Regions from separate parts of the Homo sapiens genome. Here region 1 is linked to region 2. A link is a contact called in ENCODE Hi-C data. All regions are on one chromosome and are shown on one strand. Each heading gives the region's core, a stretch centred on a gene start or an enhancer-like site at or near the end of the contact. The rest is flanking DNA. Distances are from core to core; before and after follow the strand shown.

Evidence for each region. Hi-C counts contacts between places; a loop is a spot of excess contacts on that map. Pooled maps may share reads with other maps.
Region 1: a loop to region 2 is called in a map with no recorded cell type, with 2.7 times the contacts of the local background. The contact joins the promoter of ZNF281 here to the enhancer-like site in region 2. A Hi-C loop is called at or near these places in 3 of 37 single-sample maps with no recorded cell type and 1 of 50 pooled maps.

Annotation. Positions count from the first base shown.
Region 1 is chr1:200,407,774-200,414,668 of GRCh38, reverse strand. It overlaps ZNF281 (zinc finger protein 281), which reads left to right and starts at 4,633. Exons shown (of 2, transcript NM_001281293.2): 1 at 4,633-4,723; 2 at 4,946-6,895. The coding sequence starts at 4,964. RefSeq lists enhancers at 2,773-3,379, 4,055-4,104, 3,651-4,228, 4,229-4,806, 4,807-5,384 and a silencer at 4,445-4,624.
Region 2 is chr1:198,171,307-198,177,444 of GRCh38, reverse strand. The region is part of intron 1 of NEK7 (NIMA related kinase 7); the gene reads right to left. Among named protein-coding and RNA genes, the nearest start is that of NEK7, 17 kb to the right of the region's middle. RefSeq lists a silencer at 1,461-1,520. Within about 2 kb of position 3,029, at least 4 of the 41 ENCODE cell types and tissues checked have a DNase peak (open chromatin) inside an H3K27ac peak, as active enhancers do.

The sequences.
Region 1 (6,895 bases), core at 3,384-5,883, 2.2 Mb before region 2:
TTTTATTTGTTCAGGAAATTTTATTTGTTCAGGAACTCATCTATTGTACAAAGCAAAATATTCCTATCTCATAAATAGAATTAAAATTTGAATGACTTACTCTTAAATTTTTATTTATGCAGCAAAATAAGGAATAAAAAATTAACAATTATTGAGGGAAGAGGGACTCTTAATTATCTTAGAGTTTTTACATAAATCAGAAAAAAGATTTTTTTTTCTTAACTATTTAGAATTATCCAGAATTGGAGCAAACAAGTAGCCTATAAAATGAGTACTAAACTCAAGTACTGAGTGGCTTGAATTTAGTCTGCACTAAATGGATCTTGACCAAGGCTACTGGAAGGAGGAAAGTGAGTGTTGGTATTGAACTTTGGGACATCGTGTATACACAGTAAAAAAAAGTGTAGCTATAGTTGAATTTTTAAAAGTTTATTATCAAAATGGAAATTGTTTATTGTTCATAACTCTTCATTAATCATTCTTATTAAAACAAATGTATGTATTGCAACAGTTTTAGTTTCAGAAATTATAAAGGTAGTAGTATTGAATTAGATTTGTTATAATGAATATACCATACTAATGTAAAATGTTAAAAATAGAGGAAACTGGGGATGTATCGGATATATGCAAACTGTTAGTACTATCTTTCTTTGTTGTTTTTTTTTTGAGACGGAGTTTCACTCTTGTGGCCCAGACTGGTATGCGGTGGTGCAATCTCTGCTCACTGCAACCTCCGCCTCCCGGGTTCAAGTGATTCTCCTGCCTCAGCCTTCCTAGTAGCTGGGATTACAGGCATGTGCTACCACGCCCGGCAAATTTTTTATTTTTAGTAACGACGAGGTTTCACCATGTTGGCCAGGCTGGTCTTGAACTCCTGACCTCAGGTGATCTGCCCGCCTCGGCCTCCAAAAGTGCTGGGAATACTGGCAAGAGCCACCGTGCCCAGCCTGAGTACTATCTTATCAATTTTTCTGTAAAACTAAAATTGCTGTAAAAAACAAAGTCTATTTAAAAAGAAACTAAATAAAAACAAGAATCACTAGTTTTATACAATCTCTTTGTTCTGGGATTGTTTCCATTATCTGTAAAATCTAAGCATTCAGAGATAAACAAATATTAAAATATTCCTTTAATATTTTACTTTTGAAAGAATCATATTACTTAACTATTTGAACCATTTCTAGATTTAGTACAGACTCCTATTTAATATTTGGCTTGTTAGTACCTAACAAGAATACTACAATGTAGATTTTTATTTCCTCACTGAAGTGAAAATTTTTTGCTGTCTGTTTTCTCTAAGTTTAAAGCATATAGTTTTATTTTCTTTTAAAAGTTAAGATTTTAGAGTTAAAAGTGAATTTATATTTTCTAATTAATTAAGCATTTTCTAAAGCTAAAGACTAATCAACATCTTTGGAATATTTGTTACATATATAGATTACAATAAAAATGTATGCAGTTCACAACAGATGGTAATGTGAAATTTTATCTCGAGCTGGTATTTCAAGTATTATTTCAAAACCTATTCATACTTATTACCTTAAGTTTATTCTTTTAGCTGCTTTATAATTTTTTTTTTTTAATTTTAACCCTGTTGAAGATTGTAACAAATATATTCTAGTTGCTACAGTCTAAAACAGTGCTTGGAAATACTGATGCTTAGTGTTATTTCTATGATTACTTTAATAACATTTCCTGAGTTTAATTTTTTCATTACCCAGCTATCTTTCAGAACTGGTATATTGATTTTTCTAATTAATATTCTTTGTACTTGGGATGGTATTTTTATTTTGTACTTCTAAAGAATTGAATAGCACAACCATTATAAGTGATGTGCTTGCTATGTTATCATATAAATGCTCAAGGTACACCTTCTAATGTTGAAAAATAGGAAAATAAATTGACCTTGATGAAGTGTGTCTTCTTTTGTCTGTTCCCAGGAAAGTTTATTTCAGGTATTTCTACTGCTGAAATGATTAGCGTTAACAGCTTTTCCCCTCCATTTTATTTTACAGGGTCTCTTCATCTTCCTGATATATGGGGTGTACAACACAGAGGTAAGTCTGCTTGGAGTATCTCAAGGCTGACAGAGTGAATGAGAGAAATGACAGGTTTCTTATCTTGATAACTGAGGAACAAAGTTGGCTTTTCATATGAGTGTCCTACTGCCCTTCATGCTTGGACTAGCTTATATGCATCCCAGCTTACCATTAAACACTGACACCCTGAATAAAGGGACAGCCTCATTTCTCACAGGCGTTGACTAATATTTTACGACTGCCTTAAGTTTTTGAACTTTCAGTCTTTAACACTTAGCTATTGTAGAAAAAAACAAAAACAAAAACAAAAAAACAACTCAGCCTCTCCTATACTCTCACTCAACAATCAACACAGAAGATTTCTGCGACCAAATGTGTAGGGGTTTCTCCCCACACACCGAGCAAGCAATCAATTCTGCAGCAGACACCACTGGGGTGTCCTCCAATTCAATTCTGACACTACCTACCTGGAGACAGCATCAGATCCCCCAGATTAAGAGCCCAGGCCTACAAGACTGGCCGGCCGCATTTCAGATGCCAATCACAAGCCCCAGGTAGTTTTACCTGTGCTTCTGACTGACCAGCTGTAAATCGGGGTTCCCATGACCCCTTCCTTGGGCTTGATTAATTTGCTAGAGCAGCTCATAGAACCCAGGCAAACACTTACGTTTTCCGGTTTACTATTAAGGACATTACAAAGGCTATCGATGAACACCAGATGAAGAGATGGATGGGGGAAAGTCTGTGGGAAGGGGCGCGGAGCTTCCACGCCCTTTCCGGGTGCGCCATCCTCCTGGAACCTTCACGGGTTCGCTTACAGGAAGCTCTCCAAACCCCGTCCTTTTTTAGGTTTTTATGAAGGCTTCATTACACAGGCATGATTGATTAAATCATTGGCCATTGAAGATCAACTTAACCTTCAATCCCTCTCTCCTCCCCGGAGGTCGGGGGGTGGGACTGAAAGTCCCAAACTCTAATCCTGCCTTGGTCTTTCCGGTGACCAGCCCCCATCCTGAAGCTACCTAGGGGTTGCCAGCCATCATCAGTCGCTTCATTAGCATACAAAAAGACATTTATTACTTTGCAGATTCCAAGGATTTTTAGCAGTTGTATGCCACAAAACGGTTCAAAGTCCAAATATATATTTCACAATATCACAACTATACTTGACAGTATTAAAGTGTCAGTTTAAGTGGTGGAATACTTACATGTTGTTTCATGGGATTAGAAAAAAAGCAATTTCTTCTTATCTCAAAATTCTCATTAAATATTGTCTGTAAAATTTTTAGGGCAGGCTGAGAGAGGTCCATAAGTATTAGTAAATAATCCCTATGGTTTCGATTGTGAAATTTCCCAGAGAATTTATTATTTAATTATGAGAAGTTATTTAGCTAGAAACATTGTGATGTACATGTAACTTCATTAAGAAAACATACTATGTAAATAAGCTGTTGTCATAGTTCTAGTTCTTTTATTTAAAATTTCTCATTTATAAATATCCTTTGCTAGGAAAGTGTCTGGTTTAGATTTCTGCATGCTTAACATGAAATCGAGTGCCTTGTGTACATTAGACACTGAATAAATATTTGTTGTTTGATTTTGTTGATATAACTTTGATTTTAAGATTTTACTTCATAATTTTCCCTTACAAGAAAAATTTCTAAATTTGCAATGAGTTTCTCGGTATTCTGTACTGGCGAGGAAAGAGTTGATCCTAGCAGAGCTCTTAGAATGGCCTGGTGGTTAATTTTTCATAAACAATATAAAGGGCCAGGCATTCATAACGTGGCAAACAGACTGATTAGCCAGGCTAAGGTACGGGGGCATTTAAATAAGATGTAATGATAATGAAGTATGTGTGTGGGCGTGTTTTACAGGACTGCTGCACCTGGATTACGCTCGGTTTCCTCTTCCAGTAGCCTTCAGGAAGGTTGGCAGTAAGACAAGTTTTTTTCTTTTTCTTTTTTTTTTTTTTGTTGCAACGGTACCACTAATTGCGGTTTCAAAGCAGGCTCCTCCCATAAATGCAAAGGATATGCGCCCATTATTAGTGCTTCCAAATTCAAAGGGATAACATAAGCACCTGTTTTAATAAATGTTGAGCATTTGGAGTTGAATGCTTCTTGATAGAATCAAAAGTGCCCTCAATGATCCACTTCTAGGTTTGAATTTTATTTCAAGACCTGGATTGCAAAACCTAGAGTGAAGAAAGCCCTAACATTGAATCCTCAGTTTCCCTCACCTTCTCTTCCAGCCCCTTTCTCTGCATCTCCCACGCCACGCTGTAGTACAGTCCCCCGTAACTTCCCGCCCCTTGGGTTCCACCTCCTGAGCGTCTTTCCCCCAGAAACCCTCAACCACTTTCATCTCCTTCAGTGCAGCCCACCAATCACGCCTGTTCGCCTCGAAAGCCCCTTTTTAGCAGGGCTCCAAATCCCCGCCTCCCCTGCCCTTGCTCCCCCGCCTCCGCCCAACGGCCCCAGTGATTGACAGGCAGGCCGGGCGGAAGCTGCGGCGCAGGCGCCCTGGCTCCTTAGCCCTCCCCTCTGGCCGGGTCGAGGAGTTCCCAGCAGACACTGCGCCGCGGCTGCGCAGTACACGGGAGGCTTTTAATTCCATTGTGGAGAGGACGGCGTTATTTTTATTAACTGGAGGCGACGGCGGCTGCGGCGGCGGCGGGACCCGTAAGTATTGCCGGTGGGTCCAGGAGGGAGAGGGCGAGGCCTGGGGAAGAGTCGCAGGACCATGCGTGCCGGTGCCGGAGGCGACTGGGCTGGGAATTAGTGCTGGGCGCGTTGCGGTCTGGGCGGCGGCGCGGCGGGGTCCTTAGCGCTGCGGTGGTCCCGGCCCGGGGCCCGGTTCCACCTCCTTTCCTCCCTCTTCCCTCTTCCTCCTCCTTTCTTCAGCCAGGCCTCCTCCGGGGTATGAAAATCGGCAGTGGGTTCCTGAGTGGCGGCGGAGGTACCGGCAGTAGCGGTGGTAGCGGCTCCGGCGGCGGTGGTAGTGGCGGCGGCGGCGGCGGCGGCAGCAGCGGCAGGAGGGCAGAGATGGAACCCACCTTTCCCCAGGGTATGGTTATGTTCAACCACCGTCTTCCCCCGGTCACCAGCTTCACCCGGCCGGCGGGGTCGGCCGCCCCTCCCCCGCAATGCGTGTTATCCTCCTCTACCTCCGCAGCCCCGGCCGCTGAGCCCCCCCCTCCGCCAGCCCCGGACATGACTTTCAAGAAGGAGCCGGCGGCGTCAGCCGCGGCCTTCCCCTCGCAGAGGACCTCCTGGGGGTTCTTGCAGTCTTTGGTTAGCATCAAACAGGAGAAACCCGCGGATCCTGAGGAGCAGCAGTCCCACCACCACCATCACCACCACCACTATGGGGGGCTGTTCGCTGGAGCTGAAGAGAGGTCTCCAGGCCTAGGAGGCGGTGAAGGGGGGAGTCACGGCGTCATCCAGGACCTCAGTATTCTCCACCAGCATGTCCAGCAGCAACCAGCCCAGCACCACCGTGACGTATTACTCAGCAGCAGTAGCAGGACTGATGACCACCATGGCACTGAGGAGCCAAAGCAGGACACTAATGTCAAAAAGGCAAAAAGGCCAAAGCCAGAATCTCAGGGAATCAAAGCCAAGAGGAAGCCAAGTGCATCTTCCAAACCTTCTTTGGTTGGAGATGGAGAAGGTGCCATCCTCTCCCCAAGTCAGAAACCTCATATCTGTGATCACTGTAGTGCTGCTTTCCGAAGCTCCTATCACCTGCGGAGACATGTCCTCATTCATACAGGAGAAAGACCTTTCCAGTGCAGCCAGTGTAGTATGGGTTTCATTCAGAAATACCTACTACAGAGACATGAGAAAATTCATAGTAGAGAGAAGCCATTTGGATGTGATCAGTGCAGCATGAAGTTTATTCAGAAGTACCATATGGAGAGACACAAGAGGACACATAGTGGAGAAAAGCCATATAAGTGTGACACTTGCCAACAGTATTTTTCAAGGACTGATAGATTGTTGAAGCACAGGCGCACATGTGGTGAAGTCATAGTTAAAGGAGCCACTAGTGCAGAACCTGGGTCATCAAACCATACCAATATGGGTAATCTGGCTGTGTTGTCTCAGGGAAATACAAGTTCTTCAAGGAGAAAAACAAAGTCAAAAAGCATAGCTATTGAAAATAAGGAACAGAAGACCGGTAAAACAAATGAATCGCAAATTTCAAATAATATAAACATGCAGAGTTACTCAGTAGAAATGCCTACCGTGTCTTCCAGTGGAGGCATAATTGGCACTGGAATAGATGAACTGCAGAAGAGGGTGCCAAAATTGATCTTTAAGAAAGGAAGCAGAAAGAATACAGATAAAAACTACCTTAACTTTGTGTCACCATTACCAGACATAGTAGGACAGAAATCCTTGTCTGGAAAACCAAGTGGCTCACTTGGCATAGTATCAAATAATAGTGTGGAGACCATTGGTCTTCTCCAAAGTACAAGTGGCAAACAAGGTCAGATAAGTAGTAATTATGATGATGCCATGCAGTTTTCAAAGAAAAGAAGATATTTACCAACTGCCAGCAGCAACAGTGCCTTTTCTATAAACGTAGGACACATGGTCTCCCAACAGTCTGTCATTCAGTCTGCAGGTGTCAGTGTTTTGGACAATGAGGCACCATTGTCACTTATTGACTCCTCAGCTCTAAATGCTGAAATTAAATCTTGTCATGACAAGTCTGGAATTCCTGATGAGGTTTTACAAAGTATTTTGGATCAATACTCCAACAAATCAGAAAGCCAGAAAGAGGATCCTTTCAATATTGCAGAACCACGAGTGGATTTACACACCTCAGGAGAACACTCAGAATTG
Region 2 (6,138 bases), core at 1,780-4,279:
TAATTCTATTGCCATCATACATGAACAATAATTTGGCTGTGTATGCCCTTTTTTAGCCACAATCCTCTGCTTTGATTTTGTTAGGTCTCTGAAGTAATTGTTCCATTACTTCTGGCATTTTGTGATACTGAAGAGAACACTTTGATCCCTTCCAATTCTTGGCTGAAGAACAGTAATTTACTTTCATCAATTATTGGTTCAGAACTGTGTGTTTACCTACTACTACTTAATATAGTACTTGCTTGAAGTAAATCAAGCTAGCAATGTGAATCACTACATAAAGAGCATAATAAGGAAATTATTTTATCTACTTTTATCGTTTCTACACAAAATGAGTCTTTTGCTCTGTGATCAATAAACAAGTCTGCTGATTCTCTTGTTTAAGTTTCCTTTAATGGTAAGTCCCTTGGTTATTTAAATCAATAATCACACATTTTCAGCTGGACATAACCTGCCTCCTACATACTGACGATTTATAAACCTGTAGCTCCAGAATCTCATTTCCAATTATATTGCATCTTTCTGCCTAATATCCTAAACCTAACATGTCTAAAATCTTGAACACTCTAAACTGTTTCTACTCTGTATTTCCTTTCTTAGTGAATGGCATTTTCATCCAGTCACCCCCTACATTGTTATCCGTCATCCCCTACGGTCCCTAGGTCATACCAGAAACTTTTACTCCCTTACCTCTACGTAAGTCCTCAACTCCTACTAATTCTGCCTCACAAACATCATCACTCTGTTTATCCCAGACCCTCATGATCCTTGCTACTATTAAAATCTACTAACTGCTCTTCCTGATGTTAGTAATGAAATTCTTATTCTACATACCCATTATATATATATATATATGATAAATCTAAGATGAAAATCTATGTCATAAGCCTGCTTAAAACTCTTTAATGAATAAAACATAATCTCCTCAACCTCACTCCTTACTTGCCAGCTACTTTCCCCCACATAAGTACCATACTCTGGCCTTAATGTGAACCACTTATACTTCCTCCAAATGCCAAGTTATTTAATACCTATGTGCCTCTGACACAGACAATGGCATCATACTGAAATACTCAACCCAGCTAGTCAGCCTGGTCAACCTTGCTTGGTACTCAGGTAGCCTTTTTTAAAATACGTATTTTAAGCATTTGTCTCATGTATTTAAATGAATCAGTTGTCTGTCCACCTTAGGCCCTACCCATTACCTATGTATTAGCAACTACTACTCAAGGGCTGAATCTATTTGCTCTTCATTTTTATACCTTCGGCACACATGAAGATCCAATAAATATTTGTTGAATAACTAAACACAGTTAGAAAACAAAACAAGAGATTAAAAGACTACAGGTCTAACCATCAGGAAACCTTAGTTTAAATTCACATGAGCACCTGCTTTCGATTAAAGACAACATATCCGCCCTGTGTCTCAGTTCCCTCCCCTCTAAAGGAAGGTTCATAATGAGTACATAGCATGAGAAGACAGAGCAAGGTCTCACATCATTATCTCTGAAACAACAAATCAAATCAGGGCACTTTCTACTGTAAAAGAATGGCTGGAAGAACAGTTCTCAAGAGTTTTAAGCAGCACACAAATGCAAGATAGTATTATTTCTTCTGCTTATCTTTACCGAAGAGTTTCCCTACAAGCATGTGAAAGACAAATGATACTTATTCGGCCCTTTTAAAGTATGTCCAAAAAGCTTTTGATAGACTTTGTATTTGTTTAGGTTAACTGTGGACACAGAATGCTATTACAAATTCCCCTCATGTTTTTATATGTCATTCAGTTAGTCACATAGCAACAACTAAAGTCTGGCAAAAGCACATGCTCACTAAGCTAATCATTCAGCTGTAATACTAGAAAAATCATGACAACCAAACTGATTTAAAGAGCTAAGATAAATAGCTTGGCCCCATCTTCAAAACCAGATTTAAAAAACATTCTACTGAATTCCTTGTACTAAATAATTCATAGTATGAATTTTATCATAACGAAGTTGATAAGGCCTTATGGAATACAGGCTAGTACTTGGAAATACTTTCATTAGTATGAATTATTTATGGTAAGGTCATTTGTTTTTAAAAGCCTTTGGTCTGTAACAAGTACTCAATAACAGAAAAATCACACACAAAAAATGAAAAACACATTTAAATAAAAGAAAAATTTAATGGAATTTTCAAAATTAACACATGGTTTTACATTTAATCCTTATAGAAAGACTTATCAACTGCTCATATTTATTCATTTAACAAATATTTTTTGCATACCTACTCTATTACAGACACTGTTCTATGCATTGATTATTCCTGAACTTTCAAAATCCTCTCTTATTTACATACTACAGTTTACAATAAACCATAAAGTAGTTTTAAAAGCTTTCCTAACAGGCACGGTACAGTGCCTCATGCCTGTAATCCTAGAACTTTGGGAAGCCACGGTGGGAGGCTCACTTGAGTCTCAGAGTTTGAGACCAGCCTAAACAACACAATGAGACCCCCATCTGTACAAAAAATTAAAATATTAGCCCAGTAAGGTGGTTCACACCTGTGGTCCTAGCTACTTGGTCAGTAAGGTGGGAGGATCACTTGAGCCCAGGAGGTTGAGGCTGCAGTGAGCCATGATCCTGCCACAATGCTCCAGCCTGGGTGACAGAGCAAGACCCTGTCCCCCCCCAAAAAAAACAACAAAAAACAAAAACAAAAAAAAACACAATGCTTTCCTATCCATTATTCCTCTTGATGCTGCTGAAAACTGGACAAGGAAACTGAGGCCCTGATCTCAGTGGTAAAGCAATGACTGACTCTAGCTCAGGTCTTCTGATGTCCTCTGCAATGAACTTTTTCACTAAGCCCCACTTAGGCCCTGACTGCATTCTTAGGACCTGAGTTAGTCATAACAAGAGTCTATTTAATGTATAATTAGGTTAGTAGGACACAATCGATGTTTAGCAACAGAAATTTAGTCTGTTACTTTACTTCTTGGAAAACTCACTGCCTTCCTCCCCCTCCTACCCACCTCCCCACGTACACAAGAAACGAAGCATAATACTTGTACCTTTGAGATTTTTTTTTTTACCAAGCATAAACGTCAATGCAAATTAAGATTTCAAAAACGTAAAATTAAGAAAGGAAGGAAAAAAGGAAGTATATAAAAGCCACTGCCTCATAAATATAAAACTATCCTTGTACTTAATAACAAGATGTTTCAATGTACTTACAAGGTAAATCAAAGTTATATTTTACATTTTAAAATTTACCTCTGGGAAACTAAATTTAATTGGTTATATATTTTTATATCTCAGAACTGAACTATGCTTTGAATGGATGGTGCAAAGTTAACCTAGGCAGCTGCTAAGCAAGCTTTCTCACCAAACTCTGCCAAATTATTTCAATTCTGACCTGCACTATCTTGCAATTTCTCTCTTGCTCTTTTGAGCACAGACTATAAAATCATGCCAAACTCTGTGTGAATGTCTTTTAACAAACATAAACATATACTAGAAACAAATGTACTTTCTCTGGCACACTTACATGTAAAACTATGACTTTATGGAAATACTATCCAAAGAATAAGAAAAATTAAAAGCAGGAATAACATAATGTTATGCTGATAAAGCTATCTACGATGTTCTATAAAAAAAACTTTAATTATAAAGTTTTTTATATAAAAATATGACCAAATAAATGAAAATCTAATTAATACTGACTATAGGCTTTCAAAATGAAATTATATAATTGACAGCAGTTAAATTTTGTTTTCAGAAACCTGAATCTGTGAAAATCCATATTCCAACTAAAGAATGCTAAAGTGTCATAAAGATGGTCTATACTAAGAGGCTTTAAAAACAGATTTATTAAGAATGGAAATGATATTATTTTATGTTGACAAGAAAAATACCTCACATATTATACTTAAGTCAGGCAGCAAATAACAAGTTAAATTTTACTTTCCTCCAGTATTCATTGGGCATTTATTTACCTTTCAAAAAAGCTGTCCTTTTTTTTTTTTTTTTTAAAAGACAGAGTCTCACTTTGACTCCCAGGCCAGAGTATAGTGGCACAATCATAGCTCACTATAACCTCAAACTCCTTTGCTCAAGCAATCCTCCCAGCTCAGCCTCCCAAGAAGCTGGGACTACAGGCACATACCATGACACCTAGCTAATTTTTTAATTTTTTGTAGAGACAGGGTCTCCCTATGTTGCTCATGCTGGTCTTGAACTCCCAGTCTCAAGCAATCCTCCCACTTCGGCCTCCCAAAGTGGTAGAATTATAGACATGAGCCACCACATCCGAAAAACTGCACTTTTAAGTGGGAAAGAATGGACAAGGCCCCCAACACACCTTCTTTAGACAGACTCCTCTGCTGCTATATATCAGTCTCTCTACTGATGACACCAGAGCTCTACTCCAGGCCAGACCTCTCTGCTGAGCATGAGATATATAACCAATTGCCTATTAGACAGTGTTAGCTACATATCCCATGATATTCCAAATTCAGCATCACAGATGCATCTTCTCACCACCACACAAAGAAACTGTTACTTATTATTAACTTAGTTATGATCAATATAGATTTAATCAAGAATTGAGGGAGTTATTCTAAACTCTTTGCTTAAATAGGACTCTAAATTCTAAGCTGATGTGGTTAATATTTCTTCTCCTTTGCTCTTCAGCACTAGGCTCTATGATGACAACTTTATATATAACTAAGGCAAAACCTGCATTTCCTTATATCTTAGAACATTTCAACTCTCACTTCTCTAGCCAGCAACTAGGAATCTATACAATTTTCATATTCCTGGGATTTGTAGGCACTATACACACAGGAGGACCTATCTGACTGTCTCAGCACCAAGATGGTATGTAAAGTTCAGCTGCAAACATATTTTGTATAAAGATATGAGATTTCTTAAACTATACTGGGACAAAGTTTGCTCCTCCTAAGTCTCATGATCATGCTCCTACTGCTTATGAAAAACTACAGAGTCAAAACTGAAAAAGAATTAGAAAATATTCCAACGGAAGAAGAGAGCAGAGCTCTTTATCTTTGGTGAAAAGACATCCTTGTCCTCAACAAGGCAGGAAACACCTAGACATAAATTAAGTGTCCAAAGAGTCTGCAAGAAAGTTAAGTTTCTAGTTTCTTTATTTCATTTCATTTTAATAAAAAGTCACAGCTACTCAAAGTTCAGAGAGAAGGGGAGGGAGAAAAGAGTGCTGGTATGGTCTATTCAGAGCACCAATCCACACCCCAGCCAAAACACTGTGGGCTAACCTAGACTCCTGTCTCTTTATCTTCTCCAGCTCATTCATTAACTCGTTTTTGTTTGTTTTGTTTTGTTTTTCAGCATTACTGATATGTCTACCACAGAGCTGCTGGGAATACAAAAAGAACTAAGGCAATTCCGATAGCTTAAGTTATTCCCAGAGGAGACATACAGAAACAGACTTTTACAATATAAGGAAGCAAGTATGATGACAGACACCATCACTGGGTACTGCTACTACATGAGTTCACAGGAAGGATGTCAGGATTATCCAAGCAAGCTGTCAGGGTCAGGCAGGCCTTGTAGAGAAGACACTCAAGGTGAGTCTTACGGCATGTGGGAGTTAACCAGGCAAAGGAGAAGAGGTGGGACATTCCAGACTCAATCATGGGATAACTAGGGAACTACAACCAGTGCCCTAAGACAGGAACATGGGATGCAGCAGAGGAAAATGCCAAGGCCAAAATCATAAAGGTTTTTGATTTTTTTTTTTTTTCAGACGGAGTCTTGCTCTGTCGCCCAGGCTGGAGTGCAGTTGCACAATCTCAGCTCACTGTAACCTCCACTTCCTGGGTTCCAGCGATTCTCCTGCCTCAGCCTCTGGAGTAGCTGGGATTACAGGAGTGCGCCACCATGCCCAGCTAATTTTTGTATTTTTAGTAGAGATGGGGTTTCACCATGTTGGTCAGGCTGGTCTCGAACTCCTGACCTCGTGATCCACCCACCTCAGCCTCCCAAAGTGCTGGGATTACAGGCATGAGCCACTGCACCCGGCCCATAAAGTATTTTTAAGAGACTAAGTGGTTAGAAATTATTCTGAAGGCAGTAACTGAAGGACTTTAAGCAAGGAAAAAACCTAGTTAGAACT